Linked DNA regions of Homo sapiens: region 1 is linked to region 2. A link is an interaction called in ENCODE POLR2A ChIA-PET data of the cell type or tissue named here. Cell type or tissue: CD4-positive, alpha-beta T cell. All regions are shown on one strand. Links, peaks and the distances in the headings refer to the core of each region. The heading gives the core; the rest is flanking DNA. Region 1 overlaps VMP1 (vacuole membrane protein 1). Region 2 holds the start of MIR4737 (microRNA 4737).

What was found. Peaks named below come from ENCODE experiments on the same cell type or tissue, not always from the same donor. Only the 100,000 strongest peaks of a DNase experiment are listed, where the experiment ranks them.
Region 1: POLR2A ChIA-PET joins it to region 2 with 5 read pairs; 2 of 35 experiments call an interaction of 5 or more read pairs at or near these places.

Annotation. Positions count from the first base shown.
Region 1 is chr17:59,765,369-59,773,698 of GRCh38, reverse strand. The region is part of intron 6 of VMP1 (vacuole membrane protein 1); the gene reads right to left. Among named protein-coding and RNA genes, the nearest start is that of VMP1, 62 kb to the right of the region's middle. RefSeq lists an enhancer at 4,882-5,383. In CD4-positive, alpha-beta T cell, for the core only: no CTCF peak of the experiment used is centred there; a DNase peak (open chromatin) is centred at 4,458.
Region 2 is chr17:60,036,904-60,045,233 of GRCh38, reverse strand. HEATR6 (HEAT repeat containing 6) reads left to right here. Exons shown (of 20, transcript NM_022070.5): 20 at 1,100-4,226. The coding sequence ends at 1,671. It overlaps MIR4737 (microRNA 4737), which reads left to right and starts at 2,129; the gene lies at 2,129-2,209. RefSeq lists enhancers at 5,072-5,366, 8,084-8,213. In CD4-positive, alpha-beta T cell, for the core only: no CTCF peak of the experiment used is centred there; no DNase peak of the experiment used is centred there.

The DNA of each region.
Region 1 (8,330 bases), core at 1,469-6,468, 270 kb after region 2:
AATAGATCAAACCCATACTCTTCTATATCACCAGAAGCATTTTGAGATGCAATATATTGGGGGAAAGCATATGCTACATAATCAAAATAATAAAAGTTTGAATCCTGGCTCTAATTCTGACCTATCTGATGCTTGGCAAGCATCACATAAAACCCTTAAGACAAGCCAGGCACAGTGGGCACGCACCTGTAGCCATAGCTACTCAGGATGCTGAGGCAGGAAGATCACCTGAGCCCAGGAGTTTGAGGCCAGCCTGGGCAACATTCTGAGATTCCTGTCTATGAAAAAAAAAAAAATCTTGAGACAACACCTGGCTCATTGTAGACACTAAGTAAATTTTAGTTCTCTAGAATCTCTACTTAGACTCTGTTATTTTTATCATTTGCCCCCCCCCACCGCTTCTGATATCTAAATGATCTGGTAATAAGAATTCACCAGTGGCTGGGCATGGTGGCTCACGCCTGTAATCCCAGCACTTTGGGAGGGCGAGGCGGGCGGATCCCGAGGTCAAGAGATCGAGACCATCCTGGCCAATAGGGTGAAACCCCATCTCTACTAAAAATACAAAAATTAGCTGAGTGTGGTGGCACGCACTTGCAGTCCCAGATACTCTGGAGGCTGAGGCAGGAAAATTGCTTGAACCTGGGAGGCGGAGGTTGCAGGGAGCTGAGATCGCACCACTACACTCCAGCCTGGCAACAGAGCAAGACTCTGTCTCAAAAAAAAAAAAAAAAAAAAAAAAAAAAAAGAATTCACCAGTATATGTGTTAGATAAAAATTCTCTAGGAAATCCTCTGGAACTTCAGAAGTTGCTTTAATTTAAATACAACTTTTCTTCTGTTGAGTTAAAACTTTTAACAAATTGTAGTCAGAAAGCCCTTTGAAAACTAAACATTAGGATGAATAAGTTTTCTTTTTCTTTTTTTTTTTGAGATGAAGTCTCACTCTGTCACGAAGGCTGGAGTGCAATGGCACGATCTCGGCTCACCACAACCTCTGCCTCCCAAGTTCAAGCAATTCTCCTGCCTCAGCCTCCCTACTAGCTGGGACTACAGGTGTGTGCCACCACGTCTGGCTAATTTTTGTATTTTTAGTAGAGTCAGAGTTTCACTATGTTGGCCAGGCTGGTCTCGAACTCCTGACTTTAGGTGATTCACCCGCCTCGGCCTCCCAAAGTGCTGGGATTACAGGTGTGAGCCACCACGCCCAGCCAAGCTCTGCTAGTTCTTAAAAAGCAATGTTAAGCATTTCAGTTTGCTCTGTCTTATGGTTCTGCCTCCAAATGCTCTGAAAAGAATTCCCAAGGGACCAAATCAAATTCAAATATTTTGTATTCACAATGGGTGGAACCAACAATTTCCACGTGTAACTACATTATCCATACTTGAAACAAGAATTTTGAAAAAGAGTCCAGGCACAGTGGCTCACGCCTGGAATCCCAGCACTTTGGGAGGCCGAGGTGGGTGAACTGCCTGAGCTCAGGAGTTTGAGACCAGCCTCGGCAACATGGCGAAACCCCAACTCTACTAAAATACAAAAAATTAGCTGGGCATGGTGGTGCGTGACTGTAGTCCCAGCTACCTGGGAGGCTGAGGCATGAGAACTGCTTGAACCTGGGAGGTAGAGGTTGCAGCAAGCTTATGGGTGACAAAGCGAGACTCTATCTCCAAAAAAAAAGAAAAAAGAGAAAAAGAATACTTAACTGCCAAAAGATTAAGCCTACATTTAGTCAAAAAACAGACAGAGAAGGCAGGAGAGACATATATACATGGATATAGGCAAAAACCAAATCATATATATTGCTAAATAAGAAAAGTTGGTCAGACGTCATGGCTCGCACCTATCATCCCAGAACTTTGGGAGGCTGAGGCAGGTGTATTGCTTATGTACATGAGCTCAAGAACAGCCTGGGCAACATAATGAGGCTGTCTCTACAAAAAATTATGCACTTGTGGTCCCAGTTACTTGGGAGGCTGAGGTAGGAGGATCACCTGGGCCCAGGAGGTCAAGGCTGCCATGAGCTGTGATCATGCTACTACACTCCAGCTTGGGTGACAGGTGAGACTCTGTCTCAAAAAAAAAAAAAAAAAAACCAAAAAAACCAAAAAACACTGTAATGTTGGCCAACTTTGGAGGATGCTAGAGAACCAACTTATTATTTTAAAAACTGGTATAATAAAGATCAAGTATTTATCTTTTTCTGATATAAACTATATCTCGGGGTAACTAAATTAGTGACAAGGAAAAGTTTTCCTTCATCAAAGTATTATTTCAGACCCAGTACAGTGGCTCATGCCTGTAATCCCAGCAGTTTAAAACCGGCCTGGGCAACACAGCAAAACCCTGCCTCTACAAAAAATTAGCTTGGCATGGTAGCTTGTGCCTTTAGTCCCAGCTATTCAGGAGGCTGAGGTGGGAGGATTGTTTAAGCCTGGGAGGTCAAGGCTGCAGTGAGCTGTGATTGTGCCACTGCACTCCAGCCTGGTGACAGAGTGAGACCCTGTCTCCAGTTAATAATTCAAAAAAAAAAAAGGTGTAATGTAACTGGGATACTAATATTTTATAACCTCTAATAAAATAATGGACATATATAATAAAAAATCATCCATGGTGCTAATATCACAAAAAGGAAGGACAAACAGACATTGTATCTCGTGATAGAAATACACAAGGCTATGGAGTGTATTCCTATTTACAAAAAAAAAAAACACAATTTATCAACTCAAAGGAAACACAAGGAACAGAGCAACATGCTTAAATTATACTAATTAGAATTTAGTCAGTAAAATTCAGACCATGGGAAATTATTTAACAGTTTCTTCAGCATAAATGTGAAAAGAAATAAAATCCCAGCACTTTGGGAGACTGAGGCAGGAGGATCACTAGGTAAGGAGTTTGAGACCAGTCTGACCAACATTGTGAAACCCCATGTCTACTAAAAATACAAAAAATTAGCCGGGTATGGTGGTGTGCGCCTATAATCCCAGCTACTCGGGAGGCTGAGGCAGGAGAATTGTGGGAATACGAGAGGAGGTTGCAGTGAAATGAGATTGTGCCATTGCACTCCAGCCTGGGTGACAGTGCAAGATCCCACCTCAGAAAAAAAAAAAAAGAAATAAACGTAATCAGAAAAATTTGAACACTAATTGGATAATGAATTTTAAGAGACTACTACAGTTTCTTTTAGGTGTGATAATGCATTTTAGGCCCCAAGGCTGATATATTTACAGATGATGTGTATTATGATATCTGGGATCAGCTTCAAGATAATTGAGAAGAGAATGAGAAAGGGTATAGATACAACAATATAAACTATTAGTTAATACTAGCTGAACTTGAGTGAGAGTATATTAAATTCATTTTATAATTCTCTGCACCTTTGGAAAATCTTCCATAGAAAAAAGTAGGACAGAAAGTGTAACATCTTACTCAAAACATGAACTTCTCCTAAGTTCAAATGTTAAGTCAAATGTTCAACAGTTCTTAAAGCAATCATGTGATTGAAGCTCATGACAAATTTCCTAAAAGTTAAGAAGGAAGTAACATAATGGACTGAAATGAAATCAAGGGCTGTATACTGTCTTATACGTAGTTGACTATATTTACTGTTATATTTTAGTTTAATTCTCCTAGTGTTTTCCCATATTAGCAAGAAACAATGGGAATCATGAGTCAGTACTCTCTTATTATGCAAATAAATAACAAGGGAATTTAGTCATCCAGGCAGGTGTCCCAAAACACATTATACCCTAGACACAGACATTTATTTATCTCAAATTAGATACTGAAGTCTCATCATTTCATAATCCTTACAATTTTATGATTCTCTATAAAATTCAAATATATATTTGTATAAGATACAAAATTCTTTACATTTGTTTATATTCAAAACAAAACATAAATTGTGGAACACTGAAAACTGTCAGCCTAAGTTTAATTAAGGAGAGAGAATGACTGGCTTCCTTACTGCAAAATAAGTGGTATGTACAGTCAAGCAATAATTCAGAAAGCTCTCCTCCAAACCATCTACTACATACAAATTTATTACCCTTAAATCCTTCTTAAACTAGAGAAGAGTTTAATATGCACAAAATATGCAAACCAACTGATAACACAGCATCTTCTTGGAGTGCTAATTTTATTCAAAGATTCATTCAAAGATTTATTCAAAGACAAAAATTCTGAATTTGTACTTTTAAAAAGTTTTGTCAGGTGAGGTAGGGAAAAAACATTTTGTCAAGTGAACTCACAAGCAAATCTGCAGCAAGGTGCTTTTATATTAAGAAATGTAAGTTTAATGATAAAAATCTGGAGAGCAGGAATTAAAAAAATCTATCTTTTTCACCAAGAAACCCTGTCTCTACTAAAAATACAAAAAAATTAGCTGGGCATGGTGGCGCATGCCTGTAATCCTAGCTACTCAGGAGGCTGAGTCAGAATCACTTGAACCTGGGAGGCGGAGGTTGCAGTGAGTGAGATTGTGCCATTGCACTCCACCCTGGGCAACAAGAGCGAAACTCTGTCTTTAAAAAAAAAAAAAAAAAGTTTTCATTTTATTTATTTATTTATATTTTTTTGGAGACAGAGTCTCACCCTGTTGCCCAGGCTGAAGTGCAGTGGCACAATCTTGGCTCACTGCAACCTCTGCCTCCCGGGTTCAAGCAATTCTCCCACCTCAGCGTCCTGAGTAGCTGGGATTACAGACCTGCGCCACTACACCCGGATAATTTTTGTATTTTTGGTAGAGATGAACTTTCACCACGTTGGCCAGGCTGGTCTTGAACACCTGACCTCAAGTGAGCCGCCTGCCTCAGGCTCCCAAGTAGCTGGGACTACAGGGGCCTGTCATCATGCCCAGCTAATTTTTTTTTTGTATTTTTAGTACAGACAGCATTTCACTATCTTGGCCAGGCTGGTCTTGAACTTCTGACCTCATGCTCTGCCTGCCTTGGCCTCCCAAAGTGCTGAGATTACAGGCGTGAGCCACCGCGCCCGGTGAATTAATTCTTATATATGGTGTAAGGTAAGGGTCCAACTTCATTCTTTTGCATGTGGATATTCAGTTTTTACAGCATCCCCCTTGTTTTTTTTTCTTTGAGATGGAGAGTTGCTCTGTCGCCCAGGCTGGAGTGCAATGGTGTGATCTCAGCTCACTGCAACCTCCACCTCCTGGGTTCAAGCGATTCTCCTGCCTCAGCATCCCGAGTAGCAGTGACTACAGGCACCCACCACCATGCCCAGCTAAGTTTTATATTTTCAGTAGAGATGGGGTTTCACCATGTTGGTCCGGCTGGTCTCGAACTCCTGACCTCAGGTGATCCACCTGCCTTGGCCTCCCAAAGTGCTGGGATTACAGGTGTGAGCCACTACACCCAGTCCCCAGCACCATTTGTTGAAGACTGTCCTTGTAAATGTTGAGAACAATATTAACAAATTTAAACATAACTTAGTGTGTGCTGTATTTTTAATATAACGAGACAGTTACAAAGAAGGAAAGAAGAGCAAACATTTGACCTATTAATCAGTATTTATTGACATTCCTATACTACATGGAAAACTTTTTCAAAAAAATTAATTAATTTTTTTTTTGAGATGGAGTCTCGCTGTGTTGCACAGGCTGAAGTGCAGAGGTGCAATCTTGGCTCACTGCAACCTCTGCCTCCCGGGTTGAAGTGATTCTCCTACCTCAGCCTCCCAAGTCACTGAGAATACAGGTGTGAGCCACCATGCCCAGCTAATTTTTTGTATTTTTAGTAGAGATGGGGTTTCACCATGTTGGCCAGGCTGGTCTCAAATCCACCTACCTCGGCCTCCCATAGTGCTAGGATTATAGGAGTGAGCCACCATGCCCAGCCCTATGTGCAAAACTTAATGCTGATTACTATGATGCTAATACTTTTAAGGTATATTTAATATTTTTTAGGATCCTAAATATTATTTGGGGAAGAAAGCCACCATACCAGCCAAATTAACTAATTTAAAGCATGTGTAAAGCCAGGCCTAATAAGCACTACAGACAATATATACTACAGAAATTTGGAGGAGGCAGTTATCACAGCCAGCCGAGATAGTGGTTTTCATTTGTTGGCCTTAAGGTTAATCCAGCAATGTAAATAATTTTTGAAGAACAAAAGTATAATATTAAGAAAAAAAGACAAATTTACATACAAAGTCCCTTTTCTAGCATGTTCCAAGTATCTTCTGTTATTCTAACATTTTTTTCATCAAAAGACTAATGTCATCAAATTTATAAAGCATATGCAACTAGTATAATAAATTTGTTTCCAGTGTTTATAAAAGAGCAACAGGAAACATGACAATTTTTCCTGTCTTTCATATTCAACAAATTCAACATGATGGTATTTCCTTTATAATTCTTTTAAAGCAGAACACAATTGCTAACACTTAACTGTGTTTCAAAACTCTGCTTCTCCTGAGGGTATGGTATTCATGCTCATTTTAATGAGTTAAGATTTGTAAGTGATCTGTTCCATAATCTTTAATTTCCTAAGAAATTGTTAGTGGGAAAAAATTACAGGAACATAACAAATCCCAATGAGTTAAAAAAAAAAAAACCTCAAATGGTAAAAGAAATCTTTAACCCATGAATTATTCCTACGGATGCCTGAATAAATTTAGGCATACAGGGCTGGGTGAGGTGGCTCACGCCTGGTGGATCACCTGAAGTCAGGAGTTCGAGACCAGCCTGCCCAACATGGAGAAATCCCGTCTCTACTAAAAATACAAAAAAATCAGCCGAGCGTGGTGGCGGGTGCCTGTAATCCCAGCTACTGGGGAGGCTGAGGCAGGAGAATTGCTTGAACCTGGGAGACAGAGGTTGCAGTGAGCCGAGATTGCGCTACCACACTTTAGCCCGGGCGACAGAGCAAGACTGTCTCAAAAAAAAAGCAAAAAAAAAAATTTAGGCACACAAAAAAAATTGTGTGGATTAGAATCCATCTGCCACTTAACATGCTGTCCAAAGAATTTTGTAAAATAAACTTAAGCAAACCACAAAAAGAATAACTGGAACAACTGAAAGTAAAATTGCCATATACGATCATACAGCCTGATACGTTCACTATAATAAGGCTTGGTTTATATTAAGAAATGTCTGACCTTACTTTAGTTAGCATTATAATAACTCAGAAAATGAAATGAGTTCTCTAAGAACATAATATTTTCTTGTTGTTGTTGAGATGTAGTCTCGCTCTGTAGCCCAGGCTGGAGAGCGGTGGCGGGTCTCGGTTCACTGCAACCCCTACTTCCTGGGTTCAAGCAATTCTCATGCCTCAGCATCCCCAGTAGCTGAGATGACAGGTATGCGCCACCACGCCCGGCTAATCTGTGTATTTTTAGTAGAGGCAGGGTTTCACCATGTTGACCAGGCTGATCTCGAACTCCTGGCCTCAAGTGATCTGCCTGCCTTGGCCGCCCAAAGTGCTGAGATTACAGGGATGGCCACCAGGCCCAGCCAGAGCACAGTATTTTAATCTAAAAGTAAGACATACGGGAGGATCACTTGAGCCCAGGAGGTTGAAGCTGCAATGAGCCGAGATGGCGCCATTGCACTCCAGCCTGGGCAACAGAGCAAGGCCCTGTCTCAGTAAATAAATATATAAATAAATAAATGCATACATACATATACACACACACAATTTTTATTTGCCAAATAAATAAAAGTAAAATTTTAAATTAAAAAAAGTAAGACATATGACATTTACCAATCTAATATTTATATATAACTATATATTACCAATCTAATATTTATATATATTTTATATAACTCTTAGATAAATTCTAAAAGTTTATCAGGTATAGAAATACTAGAACAAATTTTATAATGTAGTATACAGTTGACCCTTGAACAACATGGATTTGAACTGTGCCAGTACAAGTGATAATGGGTGTGCCTCTCATGGCTCCCCATCTACCTCCTCCACCTCCTTTGCCTGTGCCACCCCTAAGACAGCAAGACCAACCCCTTCTTTCCCTCCGCCTCCTCCTCAGCCTCAGCCTCTTCAACATGAAAATGGAGTGGAAATGATGATCCGTTTCCACTTAATTAATAATAAATATATTTCCTTTCCCTTATAATTTTCTTTGTAATATGGTATACAATACTGTATTAACACATACAAAATATGTGTTAATCTACTATTTATCATTAAGGCTTCCGTTCAACAGTAGGCTATTAGCAGTTAAGTTTTTGGGGAGTCAAAAGTTATATGTGGATTTCCTACTGCACAGGGGGTTGGCACCCCTAACCCACACATGGTTCAAGGCTCAACTGTGGTTCCATCATCTGTACTCCCTTGCCCTGCTGGAGT
Region 2 (8,330 bases), core at 1,622-6,621:
AGGTAGCTTCCCGGCTTCTTCCATTGAGGAAGTCACCTAAGGGTGACCTTTTGGGTTGGAGCCCATTGAGGTGGTTATCCGCCTTCTGGAGAGCCAAGAAGTCCTTGAAACCAGGGCACCTCAGTGGTGGTTGGCTCCTACCAGCCTTCCTGTATGGCCCTTGCCCTCAGCCTACTAGAGAGAGAAGTTTACCTGCATGACTTGGAGGGAAAGGGAAGCTCCAAAGAGGCAGGAAGTTTGAGAACTAGAAAGCATCCAGTAGCAGAGCTATCAAGAGCCACATAAGAAAAGGGAGCTAGAAACTGATAAAGGACTCTGACGGGTCGGATTGTGAGTGTCTCATAGCTCTAGCAGTGGCCCATTGTCAATGGCACTGGCATCCACCAAATGGAAAGGGCCTGCTTGCCGGTCTTCAGAGGCAACAGAGAAGCCAGGAAGGGCTGGGAGAGTTAAGAGAAGCTGCATTCTACTCTGTCACCCATCTTGAGTAAGGACACCCCAAAGTGGAGTGGGTAGCAGTAGCTCTGGTAAGGAGGAAAGCAGGCTGATTTCCTAGGGCCTACAGGTGTGGAGAAAAGATAGAAATCTGGGCATCTTATTCTTGAAATTGTAAGTTTTCTTTTTCTTTGCAATAAAATGCATGACTGGCTATGGCCAGAGCAGTGTCTGGATGCTGTTGCAGGTGAGCATGCAGTGTGTGGCTTGCACACAGCTCAGAAGTGCCCAGCTGAGAGGATAGGTGGGGTTGCAGTTCAGTCCACGCTCTGCCCACAAAGCCATACCCCAACGGGACAGAATCCTCCCAGAGAAGAAGCCTTTTTCTGAGTCACCAAAGGCTTTATATTGGGTAGCAGAGGCTCTAAGCGTGTGGCAGGCTGAGGTAGGGAAAGAGGGAGGTTTGGGGATTGGCACCTGGCCACTTACCTAGGATCCTACAGTCAGTCACCACCCTTGTCTTACAGGATGATTGTGAGAATGAAGTGAACACATAAAATGAGTGTCTTGAGCACTAGTGTTTAAGCTTCCTTCCACCCCTCTCCCTCTCACCCCACCTAGTTCTAAGCCTGCATTTGTTTTAGTGACTGTGGATTCTTTCTAGGGACAGCCCCATGGACCTCCCAGGCCTACAATGCCCTGACATCGGTCGTGACATCATGCAAGAACTTCAAAGTGCGCATCAGATCTGCAGCTGCCCTTTCCGTCCCGGGGAAGAGAGAGCAGTACGGGTCTGTTGACCAGTATGCTCGGATCTGGAATGCATTGGTCACCGCTTTACAGAAGAGTGAAGACACCATAGACTTTTTGGAATTCAAGTACTGTGTCAGCCTACGGACCCAAATCTGCCAGGCACTGATTCACCTCTTGAGCTTGGCCAGTGCCTCGGACCTCCCTTGTATGAAAGAAACCCTTGAACTGAGTGGGAATATGGTCCAGTCCTATATTCTACAGTTTTTAAAATCAGGAGCAGAGGGAGATGACACTGGAGCACCCCACAGCCCACAGGAAAGAGACCAGATGGTCAGAATGGCCCTTAAACACATGGGCAGCATCCAGGCACCAACTGGAGACACAGCCAGAAGGGCCATCATGGGCTTTTTAGAAGAGATCCTGGCCGTTTGTTTTGACTCATCTGGATCACAAGGGGCACTCCCAGGGTTAACAAATCAGTGAAGATCCCACCATACTTTCTAGATGTCGAAGGCGGCAGTAGGAAGACCTGAGCTTGAGCATAAGATCTGTGGGATTTCATCTTAGGGGCAGAAACAATCCGTTCACTATTTATTTAGAATGACTTAGCAGCCATTTAAATTTTCACAGAGGGCTCAACCACCTTTGGAGTGACTCCATAGCACTGGCCATGGTCAGGGTTGTTGGAACATCTGACCTGTGCATCCAGGAGCCGAGGAGTCAGGTTGTAATACAGGCCAAGCAGACGGGCTTTGAGGGCATTTAGTCTCAGAAAAAAAAAATGTAGAAGGATTTCGGAATTAGAATTTTGTGTATTGTATCTGTAGTTTTGTAATAAACTAACGAAAAATAGTGTGTCCACAATCTCCTGTTGTTACCAAGTTGTATTTCTAGCAAGCTGCAAGCAGAGCTGCAGTTCAGCCAGTTTGTCCTGGCCCAGCTGCACAGGATGCGAGGATGCTGACAGTGCCTCACAGCCGCACAGGACCGAGGATGCTGACGGTGCCTCACAGCCACACAGGACGCGAGGATGCTGACGGTGCCTCACAGCCACACAGGACGCGAGGATGCTGACAGTGCCTCACAGCCACACAGGACGCGAGGATGCTGACGGTGCCTCACAGCCGCACAGGACCGAGGATGCTGACGGTGCCTCACAGCCACACAGGACGCGAGGATGCTGACGGTGCCTCACAGCCGCACAGGACCGAGGATGCTGACGGTGCCTCACAGCCACACAGGACGCGAGGATGCTGACGGTGCCTCACAGCCACACAGGACGCGAGGATGCTGACGGTGCCTCACAGCCGCACAGGACGCGAGGATGCTGACGGTGCCTCACAGCCACACAGGACGCGAGGATGCTGACAGTGCCTCACAGCCGCACAGGACGCGAGGATGCTGACAGTGCCTCACAGCCGCACAGGACGCGAGGATGCTGACAGTGCCTCACAGCCGCACAGGACGCGAGGATGCTGACGGTGCCTCACAGCCGCACAGGACGCGAGGATGCTGACAGTGCCTCACAGCCGCACAGGACGCGAGGATGCTGACAGTGCCTCACAGCCGCACAGGACGCGAGGATGCTGACAGTGCCTCACAGCCGCACAGGACGCGAGGATGCTGACAGTGCCTCACAGCCGCACAGGACGCGAGGATGCTGACAGTGCCTCACAGCCACACAGGACGCAAGGATGCTGACGGTGCCTCACAGCTGATGAGCTGCTGCTCCGAGCTTCTGGAGTGCCCGTGTTCCCCTGACCACCTTCCCTGCCACACCTCCCCACAATCCAATAACCAGAGTTAACTCCCAGCAAGCAGGGCCTTCTAACCTAGGCTACAACATTGACTTCTACCTACATTTCCTGATGCTCTTTAGGAGAATGTGATCCCACACACTAAATATATGGTTGTTTTGCCACCTTTTAATTTGTGCCTTTAAGAAAAGATCATTTGGTTAGTTGGTTACAAAGAGGGGTTTCCAATTATATTTTGATAATGCCCCACAAGTTATGAAGGTAACTTCTACTGAATATATATATTTAAATTTTGCATTTTTCTACTGAGCACCAACGATTTATTGGAATTGATTTCAATTAGGAATTTAGGGATATATAAGAACCAATTACAGTTGTCCATACTTATCTTTGATGTGGGACAATTAAGAAGTTACAAAAAATGGGTGTTGGTGATATTTTATCATGGTTATTTAGCTTAAAATACACGTGTAAAGGCAGGTGTCTTCCATTTTTCTCCTTTGCCTTTTAGCTGCTGTTTTCCTGCCTCTGACATGTTGGCTGCTCAGAAACTGCTCTCTGGGCAGTGATTGGGGAACAGGGTATTCAAGTTCACTAAAGGCTCAATTTTCCATTGATAGAATATCAGTGTCCACAGAATTAAGACTGCAAGCACAGCAAAGACACCCATATTGAATGTTCCCTTAAATTGCTTTTATTTGGAGACAATTCTGAACATGAAGTGTTATAGAGGGCCCAGGAAACTAAGTTGAGCCCACCTGACCCTGTGATGAATCTTGGAACTTCCGTCTCTTGAATACATTCTTAGTAGTAGCTTCTTGGCATTTTCAAAAAAGGAAAAAAAAAATATGGCATAGACAGCTTATTACTGTGATTCTTTGAGTTTTCTCAGGTGAGTTTTTTGATAAAATATTTGTGAAGTGGCCTCATGGTTTCATTTGATGATTCACTCTTATCCTTTCCTTATCTTGAATAAAATCCCATTCATTTTCTTTTTAAAACTTCAGCTTCTGTAAAGGTTTCCAGATCCTGATGTGGATGTTAATGTTCATGTGCAGGAAAACAATGAAGGCATAGCACCTCTAGAAACTTCAGAAGGCAGTGGTACCTGCTGTGTCCCAACAGTATGCTGATTCTCTTCTCTGCAGCATTGTGGGTGTACATACACTAAAGGACAGAAGCTCCTCATATGCCTGGGCACGTGCCTCCATAAAGCTGCTGTGGGGAAAGGAAGCCACTGACAATAAAGACAACTTAAGCTGATGAAAATCAGCACACAGCTCCACTGGTTCAGATTTCTAATGCAGAATGCCAGATTCTAAATTATCTTTTGACACTTAAAAATTGGGAGGAAGAGTCATCCAGGCACAGATGGCTAGGGCCCTTGTCCATTAGACTACAGCATTATGAGACGTTGCTTATCTTACTCTTTGAACCTTTTCTGTGACGAGTAAAAAACAAACAAACAAACAAAACATTAATTCCTATCCCCTTCCAGAACTCAAGAAAAGCGCCTCTTCTGAGGTTGGGTGCCATGGCTCATATCTGTAATCCCAATAGGCCAAGGCGGGAGGATCACTTGAGCCCTAGGAATTCTAGACCAACCTGGGCAATATAGGGAGACGGTCTCTACAAAAAAAAAAAAATTAAAAATTAGCTGGGTGTGGAAGTGCGCACCTATAGTCCCAGCTACTCAGGAGGCTGAGGTGGAGGATTGCTTGAGCTCTGGAGGTCAAGGCTGCAGTGAGCTGTGATCGCACCACTGCACTCCAGCCAGGGCAACAGAGTAAGACCTTCTCTCTAAACAACAAAAAAGGAAACCTCCTATGGAGCACCAATGCAAAGGTGTCCTTGATTTTGGTATTTGTGCTTGAATACAGACCATGAGCAAAAGCCTCACCATCTTTCCAGCATAAGAGCTAAGTAAATCAAATACTCTGGTTCATTCAGCCTTTGCTGCATTGATGTAGTGCAGTGGTTAAGAGCTTGGGCTTAAATCCTGGCTGTGCAGCTTTCTACCTGTGAAAGTTGCTTAACCCTTCTGTGCCTTATTTTATTCATCTGTAAAATGGGGATAAAAGTGCCTATTTCATAAGGATATTATAATGACTAAAATAGATAATACATAGAAAGTTCTTAGAACAGCTTCTGGCATTCAATAAATGTCAGGTATTTATTTCCTTGAATTTTCAGAGCAGCAGGCAGAAATACTGTCAACACATCATGAGCCTTTGTGATGGCAGTTAAACAGCTGGAATCTTGTAGGTCAGGTGCTAGCTGGCATGCCTCGGGAACCTGGATCAGAAAGATAAGCAGTGAGGAAGAGGCGCTGCTGCAGGACCTCTCTATCCTACTAGGAACAGCCCTCTGTCTAGCCCCCATGGGTCCCTCCCAGGAAAGAGAAGGGACTAGAAGTGGGAGAGGCCACACAAACTGAACAGGGAAGTAGGGGAGTAGGTCTTGGTTCTGCCTCATGACCCATCTCTGCGAGCCAGTCTTCAGGAATCACATCTCCAGCTTGCACACGCTCAGGAATTACTCCTGGTTTTAAAGGGCAACTCCTCTACTTAATGACTACACCCTTGGGCAGTCACTTGACCACTTATCTGTAAAGGGATACCAGTATCTCACACAGTTGTTCAGGAGTAGCTCCCATAATGTAAAGCACCTGGCTCGGAGCCTGGCATAGAGAGAGGGGCTCAGTGACAGATGGTGCCTCTTGTTACACTTTTCCTAGGTCTTCTCCCGGGGCTAGCATTTCTCTGCTTCTCATTGGAGTAAGATCCCTAGAGTGGGATATTGGAGAATGTCTGTCTGGTTCTAGTACACACCTTGAGTCCTCAAGCCTAGGCTGAAGGCATCCTCAGCTCCAGGAACATGGACATTATATTAGGGGTGGGGCCAAAGTCTTGGAAAATGAGCACTCATTCAATTACCATTTCCTTCCAACACACCCGAGCACCACAACACCGTAGCCCGCAGCCGTGGCTCACTGGACTCATCGGGGAGGAACGCGGTGGTGGTGCAGCCTCTCTCCAGGCATACTGCGTGAAAAAGCCCCTCCTTGAGAATGATTGCTTTACAGTCTCCACCATGACCAACCAGGATTTGCTGTAGGAATGCAGGAAAGTCCTATTAATAAAATGCAATCACATTAGTGGGTCAAATAAGAAAATACAAATGGTCATCTTTATGGATGCTGGAAGAGTGACGAAATGCAGTATCCTTTTCTGATCAAAATTATTTTTAAAAAAGAATTCAAAAAGATAATTCATTAGCATAATGAAATATACCTATCTTAATAGGGACTTCCCTAAAACTCAGAACCAAGACAAGCAAGAATGATATCACCAATATTACCTAATACTGTACAAGAAATTTTAATGGCCAATGTGATTCAATAAACCAAAAATCAAAATTTTCAAAGTTTTTTTTCAAAAAGAGGTTCCAAATTATCATTATTTGCAGAAAACCAGTCTGAGTGATTGGATTCACAAATCCTTGTGTGCAGAAAACCAAGAAAGTAATAAAACCAAAATTCAGAAAGTAATTAAACCAATATTCAGAAAGTAAAAAAACCAATAAAAGTTCTGTAAGGCAGCTGGTTACAAAGTAAACATGCCAAATCAGTAGCTCTTCTATATATCAGCAATAACCAATTTGATTTTTAATAAAAATTTTAATAATAAAAATACCTGAGAATAAATTTAACCAAGCTTATGCAAGGATTCTGAGGAAAAAAAATAAAAACTTTTACCAGTGGTCATAAAAGAAGATTTTTTTAAATGAGAAGATATATCATTACTAGACTGAAGGACTCAATCTATTAAAAGGCTACTTTCCTCCAAATCTATACATTTCATAAAATTCCCATCAAAATTAGAATTTTTTAAAGGACAAAATGATGTTTTTTTTCGAGACAGAATCTCACTCTGTCACCCAGGCTGGAGTGCAGTCATATTATCTTGGCTCACTGCAACTTCTGCTCATGGGTTCAAGCAATTCTTGTGCCTCAGCCTCCCAAGTAGCTGGGATTACAGGTGTGTGCCACCACACCTGGCTAATTTAAGGACAAAATGATTCTAAAGGTCATCTGGAAAAGTGAATAAAAAAATTCAAGCCAGGAATCAGGCTTACAGCTACCACACTGTGGAGGGAAAGAGAAATTTCTCCCCCAATTAGTGTGCATTTTTCAACCTTTAAAAATCCATGCTTTTGTTTTTTAAATAAAAATTCTTCTCCCATTCTCATTCCAGTCATACTCCGTCCTGTCTTTCCCACTGAATGTTACTATGAATCCTGGACCACAGGCATGGAGCAGCTAGCTCTGAAAACAAGGTGGTAGCAGGAAGATCAGGGAAGGAAAAGAGAACTCTAAACACCACCAAAGTGGCAGTAAGTCTGCCATTTTATTCCCCCTCTGGGGTCTCCTGGCCTGGACTCAAAGATGAACCAAAACCTGGAATTGCATACCAGATGCAGATAGAAAGAGCTCTGAGCCTCTGTTTCTGACCTTAGGAGAGAGGTAAGCACCCCTATAGGTCAGCAAAAGCGGGGAAATCCTGTGTTTGCTGTCTCTTTTCTCCCCACACCAGCCCCTAGGCAATCTCACTGCAGCAGTGGCAGCCAGGCAGGTGCCTAGAACTTCAAGGGAAGGAAACTCATCTCTCTGCCAGAGGAAGAATGGTCCCAACAGCAAGGGAGTCATGCCCATGGCTTTTTTCTCTTTACACAACCTTCCATGCTTGGCCGTGGAGGCAGACAGTCACAGAAACTGTAGGGCAGAGCAGTACAGTTAAAACCCTGACTTTCTAGCCAGAGGACCGGAAAGAGGGACCCCTGAGACTGTAAAGTGTTGAGATTTCAGAGAGGAGGGAACGCAAGAAGGCAATACCCTAAAGTTGTATGTGAACTCCTGGGCTCATGCCCAGGCATTCCATGTGTGGATCTGAACAAAGGCTTTGAGAACTGAACGGTGGGACAAGGCACTGTCCAGTCTCGTACCCGCCACTGGGTGGCGCACACACGGGGCGGATCTGAACAGCGCGGCAAAGGCTCTGAAGCTTAATTGATATTGAACCACAACCCGCAGGAGGCAGGTGGGAACTTGTGACTGAACCTAACCAGGACGATTGCCTGCCAAAGCAAAAACACAGGATTCCAACATGGCCCAGATTCTCATAACACAAAATTAGAATGTTCAGGATACCGTCCATAACTACTTGACCTGTAGAGAACAGAGAGAACCTTAATTTCCTGAAGACACTCCTGGGCTCAAGGGAATCTTCCCACCTCAGCCTCCCGAGTAGCTGGGATTACAGGTGCGTGCCACCACACCCGGCTAATTTTGTATTTTTAGTAGCGACCGGGTTTCTCCATGTTGGT